2 separate regions of the Homo sapiens genome follow, and region 1 is linked to region 2. A link is a loop called in an ENCODE intact Hi-C map of the cell type or tissue named here. Cell type or tissue: HepG2. All regions are shown on one strand.

The links. Hi-C counts contacts between places; a loop is a spot of excess contacts. Peaks named below come from ENCODE experiments on the same cell type or tissue, not always from the same donor. Only the 100,000 strongest peaks of a DNase experiment are listed, where the experiment ranks them.
Region 1: it touches region 2 in a loop (10-fold over the local background); 6 of 110 quality-filtered maps call a loop at or near these places.

What each region holds. Positions count from the first base shown.
Region 1 is chr4:174,760,882-174,768,881 of GRCh38, forward strand. It overlaps GLRA3 (glycine receptor alpha 3), which reads right to left. Exons shown (of 10, transcript NM_006529.4): 3 at 6,082-6,149. Among named protein-coding and RNA genes, the nearest start is that of GLRA3, 64 kb to the right of the region's middle. In HepG2, a CTCF peak has its summit at 3,430 (motif pointing right); a DNase peak (open chromatin) is centred at 3,420.
Region 2 is chr4:176,337,758-176,345,757 of GRCh38, forward strand. No RefSeq gene overlaps it. Among named protein-coding and RNA genes, the nearest start is that of SPCS3-AS1, 21 kb to the left of the region's middle. In HepG2, a CTCF peak has its summit at 3,388 (motif pointing left); no DNase peak of the experiment used is centred here.

The sequences.
Region 1 (8,000 bases), 1.6 Mb before region 2:
AAAAAAACCTTGTCTACATATACAAGCATGGAGTATCTCAAAAAAAACATAAATTTATACCTGAAAAATGAAGCCAAACTAAGCTACATGTGTATACTTCAATATGGTCATTTTGATTATATTTTCATACATACAGAATGAACATTTATATCTTAATATCAAACTCAGGAATAAAGCTTACCTTAAGAAAGGAAGTTTCATGTATTTGTACTGTTTAATTTCTTAAGATGGTGATAGTTTTTTTTAGTGTTACTTATAATCCATGCATCTTGGTATGCCTGTAACTTTTTTTTAATAAAAAATACTTCAAAAAGAATGTCTAGTAGTTTAAAGATTCCCTTAACATATATATAGATATATGGAGAGATAGATAGATAATATCATTTTTTATGCTGTATTGGCTTAGGTATCTCTCGAGAATCTAACGACTCAATAATTTAAAGTAGCATTTATATATAAGTGCTTACTGTTGCAAGTAAAATGTGAGCCTATCATTTGTATGAAAATTGAAAAACTGTAGGTTTGGACACTTCTGTGAGATCACACTGGACCCTCAGATCCTTCCTTCCAATGTGCCATGCATCTATGTACACCGACACCTGAAAAACTATTAACCCAAAATGTCTCATCTTTTTTGTTCTCATTTTATAAAAATGGTTTATTTTATGGGCACTGGTGAAAAGTAATGGTTCAATGTATAAATATTGATTTAAATCACATAGCAGCACAATTCTCTAACTTTCTAACATATGTGTAACAAGATGGAGAGTCATCTGTTTTTTGAAGATAGATAAAACCAATATGTTCATTTAAAAATACTGTACTACTGTATATACATGCCCAAACTACTATGGAGACTGTGAGGGGTAGGATTTAAAAGGGGTATAAGCAGGCTCTGGGATGCTACTTTTGACTTGAGTGTGGTTACATGAATGTGTGCACTTTGTATTAATTCACTGTACTTCACTCCTATAATTTGTGCACTTTTTTGCATATGTATTGAATAAAAAGTTAGGAAAAGGAGGCTCATTATTTTATCTTTATAATGGAAAAAAGTTTATGATTCAGTAATAAGTAAAGAAGTGATTTGTCAGAATAAAATGATTACATCATCCTTTGTGCTTAGCAAAATGTTTGGTTCATTATATGCTCCCACAAAAAGATTCACTGAATGAATGAATGCATAAACCATGTAAAAAATATGTGCAGTCAAAACATTTAGAAGTAAATATAAATGTAGCTAACTGCTAATAGTGCTGGGTTTGTGTGGGGGCGTTATGGGTGGTTGTTTTCTCTCTTTTTCAAATTTTAAAATAAATAATGGACTTTTAATGTCATCGTGGGTGTAGCCAGTCCCATAAGGTGCTTCTATGATGGAAATTTCTTTCTTGCTTCTGTCATAGTTATGCTTCATAGTGTGTGTATATATATACATATTTCTATTTTGGAGTTTTTCTTAAAAGTTTGACAGTTAGCTGAGAACATCTGGACCACCTATAGCCAGCCCCCATCCCCAGATCAGATCAAATGGAATTCCCTTTTACCTATATCATGGAAGCTGCTTATCATCTCAGTGATTTTTTTCTTCAAGATTATTCATTTTTGGTTCTTATAACTAGGTATTTTAAGTACTGGAAGGCATAGGGTTAGAGAAATCACATATTAATGCTGTAGACATTCATAGTCCTGCAGACTTTTTCTGATGAAAAATAAAAGCTTTCATTTAAAGCTTTTTGTCTAACTTCTAACGTTCTCACCTGTGATCACCAAATAGATATGCTCTGCCTGACACACTTGGCGTGTTAAATTTTAAATTTGTGAAGGTTTTTGTTTACTTTTAAATAATCTTTTGAATTAAGATATAACAGCCATTCATAACATACACAAGTCTGCAGTGTCCATTAAAAGATTCTGACATATGCATATACCTGTGTTACTACTACCCAGATCAAAAAATAGAACAATTTTGGTACCCAGAAGGCTCCGTGGTACCTCCTCACAATCAGTTACCAACCACCTCCCACCCCTGACCAAAGATAGTCTATCAGAATTCAGAAGTCTTTTATCATCAGAATTGATTTTTTCATGTTATTGAACTTCATACAAACGGAAGTAATTGGTACATGTTCTATTGTGTTTGTTTTCTTTAGCTCATAATTATGTTTATGAGAAATATCCATGTTGTTGCTATGTAATATTCCATTGTCTCAATTGTGAAAATTAATGATGTGACTTGGGGTTATTACAGTCATACCCAACTAGATGGGAGTTAAGGACCATGGGGAAAAAGCACTCAGGTCACAAAGCTCCTGCTCCAGGAACTGTCTGGCAAGCCAGGCTGCAGAAATAACTTGCTATATCTTAAAACCCATTTTACCTAGTAACTGCTTCCATGTAACTGCTACCTTCCATGCCTCAAAGATTAGTTTACCTTCCACCAAGATTAGTTTTACCTACCACCATCACTCAACAATTACAGCTTGCCAAAGCTGGAAGAACTTGTCTAGGCCAATGAACTTTCTTTCAAAACATTTTACAAAACTTTTCTCTTAACCAATAAAACCCCAATCTTTTCTTTTGTTCTGTGGACACCCTGAAGACCAGCCAGGTCTGTGTGTATGCACCAAATTACAATTTGGTTTTTGCGTATATTTCCAAAGAAAACCTTTCTTTGCATTTGCATTTCTTTGCATTGTTAGACCCAACTTAACAAATGCTTTCATCCTGGCACATAAGCCTTATCCACAACTCATCATAGGTTTGCAGGAGCACACTTCATATAAAAGCCACTTAATGTGGAGATCTTAAGCTTCCCCTCATTGAAATAATCACGTGCTTCTTTTATCATCACAGTTTAAAAGGCAGGACAGATGTGCCTCTCTCGCCAAGACCATGTTCCCAAACAGTAATGATGGTAAACTAGTTTTATTTTTAATTTAATATTTTTAAGAACGGGAATTTCCAGTAGTTGTTAAATCATTATCTGTTTAAGAAGAATGTGAACTTGAAATAATTGAGGTGGAACAAGTCCTTAAAGAATCTCATTATGACTCATATATGAGGGTAATAAGGAAGTTAAAATGCTCATAATATTTGTAGAAAAAAGTTTGGTGACTATGTGTAAAATAATGAAACTGTACTCAAGTGAGAATGGTTGGTACTACATGAAATTAATCAGATTAACAATATTGGGAAAGGAGTTTAACAGCTAAAAAGAGATTTGAGTTTATATTGTTAAACTGCACACGCATTTTTTTAAATTTGTGCAAGAAAAATATGAAAAATACATTGTTTGAATTAACTTAATTAACAAAAAGTGGCCTAAAAAGTAGACTAATAGAGAAATTTTCCCAAGGATTAAAGAATAACCTCAAATGGGAGAGCTGTATTTAAAAGTGAGACATACCAGTTATAGACTAGACCAGCAGAGGGAGCTCAATATATTTAGCCAGTAAAGACATTGAAGACAGTTAAGATTCTTGTTAAGCAGACACATATGGAAGAGGATAATTACGTAGTTTTATTTTAAATATGAATTCTCAGACATAAATATATTCATTAATGATTACAGATAATTTGAGATTCCATCCTCTCAATTTTAATTGACTGCCTTAGTTGAATTCAATTATTCGTATTATAAGAACAGAAGTCAGCCTGTGCGACAGACTCCGTCTCAAAAAAAAAAAGAACAGAAGTAAACTATATTCAGCGTAAGAAGTGTGAATAAGTTTAAAAAATACATTAACACATATATTAGCATTTTTACTGAATTAAAAAAATACAGCAATAGAATAATGAGATAAAGTTTTGTTGTAGAGTCGTGATAGTGGACCCTGTGAATAAAATACAACAACTTAACCAAGTGGGAGCAAAACATTTTATGATTCTTATGATAGAAATATACTAACAAGTTCTAATTTTCTTTGTGCCTATATAGATGAACATCAAAATCACAGCTATTTTAGCTGATACCATTAAAAATTAATAAATATTGAATCTGATCATTTTAATGGAAATGATATATGTTTAGAAATTTGGAAGAATAAAAAGAAAAATACCAAGGTGGACATGATTAGGTTTGTAATACTTAACTTCTGGGATATTTGAACAATGTTCATTGACACTGCTTGAGACTGTGAAGAAGTGAGTGATAGATGCTCAAAGTGATTTCAAAAGGAATACATAATGATGGAGTATGTAGGTAAGGAAAGGCTTGCATGCTGAAGGAGAGAAATAAAACTTATGGTGAGAGTGTGTTTGCAATATCCTGCAAGCTTTTGCAGAATGCTATTCTATAAAGTCTGGCTAAATTGTTAAGGTAAGAAATTTAACTGGTGTAGCCATCTTATAGATTGTGTTATAACAGTTTTAGTGGTAGACTGATGAATTATGTCATAAAAAAGGCACTTTCAGAAAACTGGCAATCTTTAAGTCTTAATGGGAAGGAAATCTGCCTATGCCCTCTCTTTTTTCCAAGTCCCTTCCCTCCCTACCCCATAAAGATGGGTAAGACTTTAAATCTTTCCAGCTATTGCTGTGGGAAGTATTTCATGGACGCAATCATGTAAAAGAAAAATATAGAGAAGTATATTTCCAGGTTTTTAGGATTACACATGTATAGAAACAAAATGAGAAAATTGCCAGGGCTGGAAATACAATTTGAGAAGCCTAAATAGAACAAAGCCAATAGTGATTCCTTCAACTGTGGATTTTATGGACTGAATATGTACAAATGTTGGGTATAAATCAGGGCCAATTTTTCCACAAGAATCTAGAATATATCAAAGTCTAAAACAGGATTATAGCCACTTTAGAGAAGAAATTGCACCAGAACCAGACTGTTTCTAACCAAATGACATACGTCTTCTCTGCGTTTACATTCATATACACACATTCATGTTAACTTAGATTGTATCATATTGAAGATAATTCTATATAATGCCTCCAAATTTAAATTCAGTTCTTTTCCACAAATGCTTATTGTAGTTAAGCTATACTAACTTTGAATAGAATCACAGAGATGCTGGTAAATGACTTATATTGCATACATGAGGGAAACAGCTTTTTTTTTTTAAATGATGCCTGTATAAAGCCTCTTCCTGTTGAGATAGATTCCAACACACACTCACACACACCTCTACACACACTTACACCCTCATATATGTAAAAATTTGCATATTAGATTGTTTTTCCTAGAAAATTTACTACCTATTTACTATTCTAAGTAAATAGAACATAATTCTCTAATATTGGTTTTTTAAACTAATAAATCCTTAAGTATTTTATATCATCTTTTAGTTAATATTAACTTTGAGAAGTATCACAAACCATACTTACTAAATTTACAAAGACAATTCTAGCTAATTTAAGAATCATCATCTATACAGTTTCAAAAAAAATAAAATTGGCTGCTAGACAATTTTATAGATGTTCAGTGGTTCATGTGTCTATTTCTGCATTTTATTACAGTTAAATTGCCCAATAAAAGCTAAAGGGCAAAGCAGAGATACCATGTGCTCTTTAGAAAAAGCTATAAAATTTAAGACAGAAGAAATTTGGTCTGTAATGACAATTTTTATGTTTTTCTGGCTTTAATAACTTGATTATATAAAATGTTTTCAAATACAGTTGATAAAATCTATAAGTATAATGTTTTGGCAAATACCATATTCATTTGAAAAAGTAATCGAATTGAATATTTAAAATAACATTATAAACAAATTTGTAAGTGGGGTACAGAGTAAACATGTAAGTATTTACTACTCTGCTTATGTCTGGATATTAAAGATTATTGGAAAAAAATAATTGCTATGGTGACATTTTAGCTTTTAATTTGAAGTTTAATATTAGATTGTTGAATGGAGAAAATCAATGTTGTTTTCACTTATATTTATATACTCTAATATACCATCTCTAACTGAAATGTTATTACCTGCAGGTGACTGTAATTTAATTATACTATTAATTTTACATTTTAAAATCTTGTTATACTAATTTGGGTTTTAAATTACATAAAATGTTGCCATTAATGTAATTACAGATTACTCTAGTGTGAAACTTGTTGCAAAGTAAAATGCCTACCATGGTCGTCTCTGCGATAGAGCCAAAGCTGTTGATGAATATGTTGCATGTGACATTAACTGGAGGGCCTGAAAAAGAGATGAAAACATAAGGGCTGTTTAGAGACTTATCTAAAACATTTTCAAATAATTCCTTGCATTCCATTATTATTATTCCATTTTACACACACACACACACACACACACACACACACAGATGCTTAAAATTGAAGCAATAATTCCACACAACAATATGTACTGAGAATCACAAGGTTCACAAGGAACACTGATGCTGATCATTTTTTTACCTCTCTTGGTCTTAGTTTTTAAAATCTAGATGTCTCTAATGGCTCTGTAATGCCTGATGCTGTAAGTCCAGTTTCTAAGCTCATTCAGGGATAGTTTCTATTGATCTTTTCCCCGCTGCATGGGCTATACTTTTCTATTTCTTTGCATGTCTTATATTTTTTTTTGTTGAAAATTGAATACTTTAGGTAACATAAAGTGGCAACTCTGGAAACCAGGCCTTCCCACCTCCAATCCAAAGTTTGTTGTTGCTGGTTTTTCTTGCAGTTGTTGTTTGTTCTTTAGTGACTTACCTGGACCAATATGGTAAAGTTTTCATTTCCCTAGAGTGCACAGCCAGTGAAATCTCCATTTAGTGAGCTTAGTGGTAAACTAATATTTGATTAGAGATTTCTTTAAAGCCTTGAGCCAATAAATCTTCCACTCTTGCCAAGGGTCTTCCATGGGTTTGGGGACATGTCTTCAGTGCTCAGGCAGTTTACAACTCTACCTTACCCTTCACTTCCTGCTTGCACAGAGCCTGATGTCCACCAGAAGTGAGATACTGGGACTCTCTGAGGACTTCCCTGGACAGGCACACAGCCCTATGTGCATATGTAAACTCCAGATTGCAAGGATATGTTAGAGCTTTTCAGAGCTGCCTAAGAACATAGAATTTTCCAGGTCCTTTATAATTTTTGTTCAGGCTCTTACTTGTCCCAACTAGTGTCACAGCCTTAGGCAGCTACAATGTTAAACAATCTTCTAATTATTTTCCACAAATGCCCTAGAGATAGAAATTTTTCCCACCAAGTGAGTTCTTAGTGAAGTCAAATAATGGAAAGCTCTTTGAGTGAGGCTCTTCCAGGGAGCTACCAGACAGGCAGAATACTGACAAAGCTCTGGGGATGGACCTTCTGAGGAATTCCAAACTTGGTCAGCCAGCTCTGGTGGTTTTACAACTTCTATTGTTTAGGGGTGGCTGGATTGCAAGGCTGCTGTGGAACTGGGAAGGTCGGTGAAATTAATATCCCTTCTGTTCTTACAGAAATTCATCAGTTTTTCTTGAATAAACACTCTTCAGGTTGTTGTAAGCTTTTTATCAATTTTAAAAGTTCTAACGGTTAATCTTGACAATTTTGCCAATGTTTTTGTTGCTTTTTTGGAGAAGTGAACTTATTGAGTTTCTCACTCCTCCATTCTGGAAATTTCTTATTAATGCCCGACTTAGTATTCATCATAAATCCAAGGATTTTTATTTTTATAAGGCCCATTTATTCATTCCTTTACTAAATATCCAAAGCCTTTGCACACAAAACTGAAGAAGACACAAAAAGATTATCATCTAGCAGAGAAGGAGGAGCAGAAATTGGTAAATTGTTGTAAGTTTCTTGCTGCCAGGCACTACCTTAGCTGATTCATAGATATTTAATCCATAGTAACTCTGAAAGAGGGAAATATTCCATCATTAACATTTTAGGGAATTAAAGCACAGTGACCCTACGTAAGATGCCAGTAGGTAGCACATTTAGAACGTGAACCATTGCTCTGATTCTAGAAATCATTCTTTTCCCACCACCTTGTTTATATGACCTTCAAAACATTTCATTATCTGGCCACAAACTTTGTTATTAGGCAGATACCTGTATAAATAGA
Region 2 (8,000 bases):
TTTTAGTACATAGCAGGTTTTTGTTATTTCTGTGAAATGTAGCAGAGTTGAGGAAACAGAACCGAACGGAACACAAACATTAAAGTCTCTTTGCAAAGTCATATGTATTTTTTTTTTTTACAGATAATTGTAGAGCAAATTGAATAATTCTTTTACCTTGTTCAGAACAATGAGTCTTTCTTCAGTATCTTTGGTGTAGGAGACAGATGTTCTCTGAACAACAGACTTAGTATTTTTCTGGTAAGAATAGAAAAAAATCAATTTCTTAGCTCAATCATATAGATTAATTTCTTAATGATCTTGAAGCGTATAGGAAAATATACCCTCATTTTAACCATGTGGCCTAAAAAGGGCCAGAGAAAACAAATAATAAAGCTTTGAATGGAAGTTGGCGTGAAAGACAAAATGCACCAGGCAATAAAGATAATTTTGCTTTAGATATTATAATAGGGAGAATTTTCATTTCTGCAGCAGAATGTGTCAAAGAAATGAAGGAGGCTTGGGGTTTTATAGAGGCAGGTAAACAAGGGAGTCAAGGGGAAGGATGGGGGGGGTCAGTTCTTGGATATGCCAAGGGAGGTGGTTCCTTGAAGTTAACTGTTTCTCACAACATAAAAGGTTTTTTTTTAAAACCATTGCTTTTTCCTGGGAGCACAGGGCTCTGGAAATTTTCAACAATGTCACTGCCTTTAGGAAAGCTAAGAAAAATACGGAATCCTCTACTGTGACAGCAAGGATATGGGTCAGTATCCAGGCAGTGACAATGGTCAAAGCAAATGTGTAACAAACCTAATCAGGAGCCTAATCCCCTAAAGAGATGAGGAACCCAAAATCCAAAATGATTTATAACTTTAACTTAAAGACGGATAGTTCACTGGCCACCGACCAGCTCTTTGCACTTGATTGTAAATCAAGAAATTCAATTAAATATTTGCTCAGCATCTTTTTTTTTTCTAGCAAGTTCTTTATTTTAATTTTAACTTGAAATCAGTGCATTATATTAATAACTCCATTGGTCGTTTGTCTACTTAACAATCTTTGATGATCTTTCCCATAGTGAAATGATCCTATAAAACCATTGACAGGTTCTAAGATTTTTCCTTTGTCTACCCATCCCTACTAACTAGAAATACATTTCTGGGAAGTAGTCTAACAATAATTTCAGTTTTGAAAAGGGTCATGGATGGTAAGGAGACTATATTGTTTAAAGGCCTTTATTGATCCTTTTATAGATTTACTGGAAGTTGAAAACTAGCACAAAGAGGTCCCCTGTACTCCTTCACCTAGTTCTCCCTCATGGTGACATCTTACTAACTATAGTTCAGTATCAAAACATAGAAATTGATGTTGGTACAGTTAATAGACTATTCAGATTTCATCCATTTTACATTGTTCATTTGTGTGTGTTAGTATCTTTAATGCGCCAGACATTGCTTATACTCTGGAATGGAATGTGGTGATACAGACAGTTCTTCAAAACACTTTACACTTTCTTGGGAGGTGTTTGGTTTTGTTTTGTTTTGTAATGTGGCCTCAATTCTCAAACCTGCCTTTAAGATTTCTCCACTTGTCTTAGAGAGTCAAGAATTAAAGTATTCCAACTGCAGTGAATATTAATTAAAGAATAAATATATTAAAGTGGGTTGGAGGCAGGGGAATAACATGTCACTTGTCACATTGAGCCAGCTAGTTAGAATTCTCCTGACGGATGCAAAGGCCTAGGAAGCTTAAGTTCCTAGATAGCTGAGAATCTTTGCCATGAGTGAAAACAATAAGGAACATCACTACCTGGTTGGAATTGCCAAATTTGGCCAGGCGGATCAGTCCTTTCAAATCTAAGTCTCTGTGTTGGTCATTTTCCTTCCAGCAAGGAAGATCCATTATTTAACAGGTATACAATCTCCAGGAAAACCTATGAAAGGTCTGTCAGTATCTTCTGTGCTTTTATAACACATTCATAACACACACACAAAATTACAGTTAAAGTTTCACAAAATACATACACTTATGGGGATATGCTTATTTATTCTTTCATTCATTTTTTTAAAAATTGGTGGTTATTACCTGGTAAATCAATTTCAGGACCGTTGTTTAAAAGAAAAGTCAGTTCAAACAGTAGTAAGAATTGTTAGGTTGGTGCAAAAGTAATTGCTGTTTTTGCCATTAAAAGTAATGATAATAACAGCCTAAAAGTTTTCATAATAAGAGCTACAATTTACTGGCTACCTATTATGTGGTAGGTGATTTTCCAAGAAAATGACCAGTCATAACATTCTTGGGATTCATTCATTCAACACATAGTTATTGTGCTCCTATTTGCTAGGCATTGTTCTAGTTGACAGAGCAGTGACCAAAGCAGGAAAAAAAAAAATTCGCTAATGGAATTTACAGTCTAGCAGGGAGAATGTTTAACAGACACATGAGAAAATCATATTTCATGTCATAGGATGTAAGTACTATGAAGATAAATAATTAGGGAAGGGAGATAAGGAGTACTGGGATGCTAGTTTAAGTAAGATGGTCATGGCAGACTTCTTTCACAAGGTGATATCTGAAGGAGATGAAAGAGAAAGCCGCAGGGATACTGGGTGGAAGAGAAATCCTGGCTGAAGGTGTAGCAAGAGCCAGACCTTGAGGCAAGACACATATTGGAGAATTCAAAGGATAGGACAGTGGAGTTATGATTCAAATGCAAAACAATAGACTCAGGACATTGAGCTCAGGGTCAGACTTAGAGGGTCCTGAACACAGGTCTAGCTGACTCCAAAGTCAGTGCACTTTTACAAATAACCACATGTGCTACTGACTGCTCATCTACTATGTGTCATTTTCCAAACTCTTGCTCTAAATATTTGATGGCCATCTAACGTTTTCTGGTTAACTAAAAGAGTCAAATTACCCCTGCTAGAAATCACATTTCAAAGGAAATTGTCAACAAAAGAAATACACTCAGGACTACAAGCTTTCCAAACATTAATAAGAGGCAAATATGTCTAGTGCATTACTGTTTCAATTAATTAAATGATTAGTGAGATAGCACTGGAGAATCATTTTCACTATAAACGAAATATTTTTTAATCTAGTGTAAGCAGTAAAGTCACTAGAGAGGAAAGTAATTTTTCCAGTTTCCTGATTTAAAAATTTCTTTCTTTACGATAAAACGTGATAGCACCAGAGAGCCTTTGGCATGGCATTATGCACTGTGTAGACCTGATACCCTGAAGCTTTGTATTTCATGTTACCTTTATGAGGCGGAAAGTCTTCACACTGGCCAGATATGTGCTTGTGAAAAGGTTGGGTAAAAACAGTGCAATCATTACAGTGGTTTTTTCCCGAATGGGTTTTTTTTGTTGTTTTTTTTTTTTGCTCATAACTGGTCCTTTGGTGCCCTCTGGTGATACAGCTCATGAAAACAAGTACTAGATCGCTAATTCTCTCTCTCACACTATAGTATTGCCATCTAATGTACACAGTTTACAACACCAAAATGCAGAAAGAAAAATTACCCACAAGAATAATTGTACACTTATCAGTTTATTTAGTCTTGCCTCACATAAAAATTGCTAAAAGCTTTGAGTTGAGAGTGGTAATGTAAGAGAAAGCAATCTCTAACTTTGTGGGGTTTTTTTTTTGTTTGTTTGTTTTTTTAGTTTTTAGAACATGAGACACCTTCTCACTCTGTCACCCAGGCTGCAGTGTAGTGATGTAATCTGCACTCACTCTGGCCTGGACCTCCCAGGCTCCAGCAATCCTCCCACCTCAGCTCCTTGAGTAGCTGGGAACACAGGAAGGCGCCACCCCGCCCTGCTAATTTTTGTATTTGTAGAGATGAGATTTCACTATGTTGCCTGGGCTGGTGTTGAACTCCTGAGCTCAAGTGATCCACCCACCTCAGCCTCCCGAAGTGCTGGGATTTACAGATGTGATCCACTGCACCCAGCAGCAATGTCTAACTTCATAAACTGAGACTATGCTAATCAGTGACAAAGAACAAAATTTTTAAATTTCTAATAGACTAACAAATAAATCAGTCTTACCACTTCTCTGTGCAGATTGCCAGTAAATCTCCTTTCATTGAAACAAGGCAAATAAATTAAACATGGTGAATAACCCACTGACAGAAAGCATGGTATTTTTCTGGGCAATCTGAACTACAAATTGGCTGACAACAGGAAACAGTATGGCCCTACACTACATGATTTTCTATCATTAAAACTATGGAAATATTTTCCTTGTCCTCATGTCCTCATAGATATGTCTCTTTTAAATAGCATAGAGCTGGATTTTTAAAATCCAATCTGGTAAGCTATTTAAATTTAAATTGGTGGTTATAGTGATTAATAATGTAGTTGGGCTTGTTTTGCCCCTCTTATTCATGTATAATGTATTTTTATACTTGTTTTGTTCATATTGTTTTATTTTGAATTAATTGAATCTTTGTCTTTATTTTATTATTTTGTATTCATTGATTTAAAAAATTTTATGTTAACCTTGAAATACTGTCATGCAGATTTAATAAATTCTTAAGCTAATGATTCTTACTAGTTAAAAATGTAAAGTATTAAGAATGTGAGCTCCACGAGAGCTGGGATTTTTGTCTTTGTCCATTGCTGTATTCCCAGAGTCACAGGATCCTTGGGGTGTTGTCGCTTTTCCAGCCAGAAACCTCTGTGGCTGCTGGTGCCTTTGCCCAAGTTTTGCTCAGGCCTGCTGGGCTCATTCTGCCCACTTAGCCTGGCAGGCTGTGCTCGACTCGCGTTACTGGCCTGGATCCCTCACCTGCCAAGGGCAACCCCAGTGCAGAGTATTGAGTGGTGTGTGAGCAAGCGAGTGTGGGGTTCAGTCACTGCACACACTGAGGTACGCCTGCTGTGGTGGGGTGGACAGCTCCAGGTGTTGGCAAGGGTGCTGGCTCCCTGCTAGACTGTGGCTGGACCAGGCATACCACAAGCATCTTCCATGGCTGGCACGGGGGAACATGGTGGTGTCCACAAGCTTGGAGATGCCAGGAACTGCAGACCCCCAATGAGGGCCTCACAGCCCTGGCTTGGGAGCTCCTAGATCTGGGCTCCTCGAAAGGCTGCAGGTCTTCTCTTTTTCTCTCTTCTTTCCTCCTTGTTGCCTGCAATGTGGTGAGCAAGGGGCATGTTTCAGCCCTGCTTGTGTTACAGCTCTTTCAGCCCTGCCATATTTGGCAGTTCCTGAGTTCTTGTCCCATGTCCAGAAAGAATGAGGTATGTGGACAAGTGGAGAGTGAGCAAGGCAAAGAGATGCTTAATTGAGGGACAGAGCAGCTCAGAGGAGACCACAGAGGTAGCTCCTCTCTGCAGCCAGGTCAACCTGTTGTCTGCAGCCCTCAGTGGAGAGGAGGCCCAGAGTTGGTAGCTCCTATCCACAGGCAAGTTGTCCCATCCTCTACCCAAGCCTGGCTGAGTCTGGGGGTTTTATGGGCTTTAGAGGGGAGATACTGCATGCTGACTGGTCCGTGGGCAGCCGTGGGCAGGCCCAGAAAAAGCACCATAAGTTTTCTATCCAGTCTGCAGAACTGATAACCTGACCCCCAGGCTTCACTCTGTCCCTGGCTTGAAGGTGGGGCTTCGCTGGGTGACCTGCTCCTTTGTGCCCAGGAGTGTGTCTACCTCCTGCCACCATCAACCTGCCATGCACAGTGCCCAGGCTGTTTGTGCCAAGGGGTGCCTGTAGGCCCTGCACTGAGCTGCTCTCAGCCCCCACCTCAGCCTCCCTCCTGTGCTTGTCAGTGCCCAAAGTCGGATGGGGGCTGAGGTGGCAGGGGCCTGGCATGTCAGCACTGCCTCAAGCACACACACACACCCAGCTAGGTTGTGACAGCACCCAGGCTCATCCTCAACTTTACTACAGAATAGGAGTGGGTGCCAGAAGCAGGGAGAGGCCAGGCATTGGGAGCAGGCAATTCCAAGCCTGAGGGGGCAGGAGGGTTTCCTGGGCTCTGGAGAGCACAGGTGTTGGGAACAGGCCCCCAAAATCCGGCCATAAACTGGCCACTAAACTGACCATAAACAAAATCTCTGCAGCACTGTGGCATGTTCATGATGGCCATGACACCCATGCTGAAGGTCATGGGTTTACTGGAATGAGGGCAAGGAACACCTGGCCTGCCCTGGGTGGAAAACCACTTAAAGGCATTCCTAAGCCACAGACTAGCATGAGCAATCTGTGCCTTAAGGACATGTTCCTGCTACAGATAACTAGCAAGGCCCATCCCTTTATTTCGGCCCATACCTTTGTTTCCCATAAGGAATACTTTTAATTAATATATAAACTATAGTAACAATGTTTATCACTGGCTTGCTGTCAATAAATGTGTGGGTAAATCTCTGTTTGAGACTCTCAGCTCTGAAGGCTGTGAGATCCCTGATTTCCCACTCCACATGCTATATTTCTGTGTGTGTGTCTTTAATTCCTCTAGCGCCGCTGGATTAGGTCTCCACGCCTGAGCTGGTCTCGGCAAGTGGCGCCCAATATGGGAGGTTTGAAACCAGGTCAAAGGGTCCCCGGAGTGATGGTTGGAGAATGTGGAACTATGCTGGAGGACACCTGAGTACTCTTAAGCAATCCCTATGGTGAGTAAGAAGGGGAGCTCGGAAGCATCAGTGTAACAATGGGACAAGTGTGGGCTCTGGTTCGTTCCACCTTGGAACCTTTTCACACTGATGATGAGGAGAAAGGAGAGTATAATGAAGTAACAGAAGAAGTAACAGAGCAAGTTTGTTTGCCTGCTAAAGCTAAAGTGGCAAAGGAGGGAGAGGTTTATCCCTATCCTTCTGCACCCCCTCCTTATTTTGAAGAAAAAGAGTGGCCTGACCCTCCAGATCTTTCTTTTCTGGAGGATGCTGGGCAAAAAGTGATTGCCCCAGTGACTGTTCAAGCAGCGCCTCAAGCGATCGCTCTCAGTTCTATTCAGGCAGGAATTCAGCAAGCTAGAAGAGAGGGTGATTTAGAGGCTTGGCAGTTCCCTATTAGAATACACCCCCCAGATCAACAGGGAAATATTATAGCTACATTTGAGCCTTTTCCTTTTAAATTACTCAAAGAATCTAAACAAGCTATTAATCAATATGGACAAGGTTCTCCTTTTGTAATGGAACTGTTAAAGAATGTTGCTGTTTCCAGTCAGATGATTCCTACTGACTGGGATGCTCTTGCTCAAGCTTGTCTAACTCTTACTCAGTTCTTACAATTTAAAACCTTGTGGGCAGATGAAGTTTCCATTCAGGCTGCTTGTAATGCCTAGGCCCAACCTCAGATTAATATAACTGCAGACCAACTTTTAGGGGTCGGCGGCTGGGCTGGTTTAGATGCACAAGTGGTCATGCAGGATGATGCCATAGAGCAGCTTAGAGGAGTGTGCATTAGAGCTTGGGAAAAAAATCACTTCAGGAGGAGAACAATACCCTCCCTTTAGTTCTGTCAAACAGGGACCAAAAGAACCATATGCAGATTTTATAGCGCAGTTACAGGAGTCTCTTAAAAAGGTGATTGCAGATTCAGCTGCTCAGGATATAGTGTTGTGGTTATTAGCTTTCGACAATGCTAATCCCAATTGCCAGGCTGCTCTGTGACCTATTAGAGGGAAAGCACATTTAGTTGATTTTATCAATGCCTGTGATGGTATCGGAGGTAATCTGCATAAGGCTACTCTGCTAGCCCAGGCAATGGCAGGACTGAGAGTGGATAAAGGAAATACTCCGTTTCCTGGAGCTTGTTTTAACTATGGGAAGCATGATCATACCAAAAAAGAATGTAGAAAAAAATCAGCGAGTCAGGCTGCCAAATAGGGAGAAAAGAAAACTGCTGAGCCTGAAATATGTCCAAAATGTAAAAGAGGAAAACACTGGACTAATCAGTGTCACTCTAAATTTGATAAAGATGGGAACCCGATTTCAGGAAACACCATGAGGGGTCCCTCCTGGGCCCCGTTCTAAACCGGGGCATTCCGGCTCAGACCATTCCCTCACCAC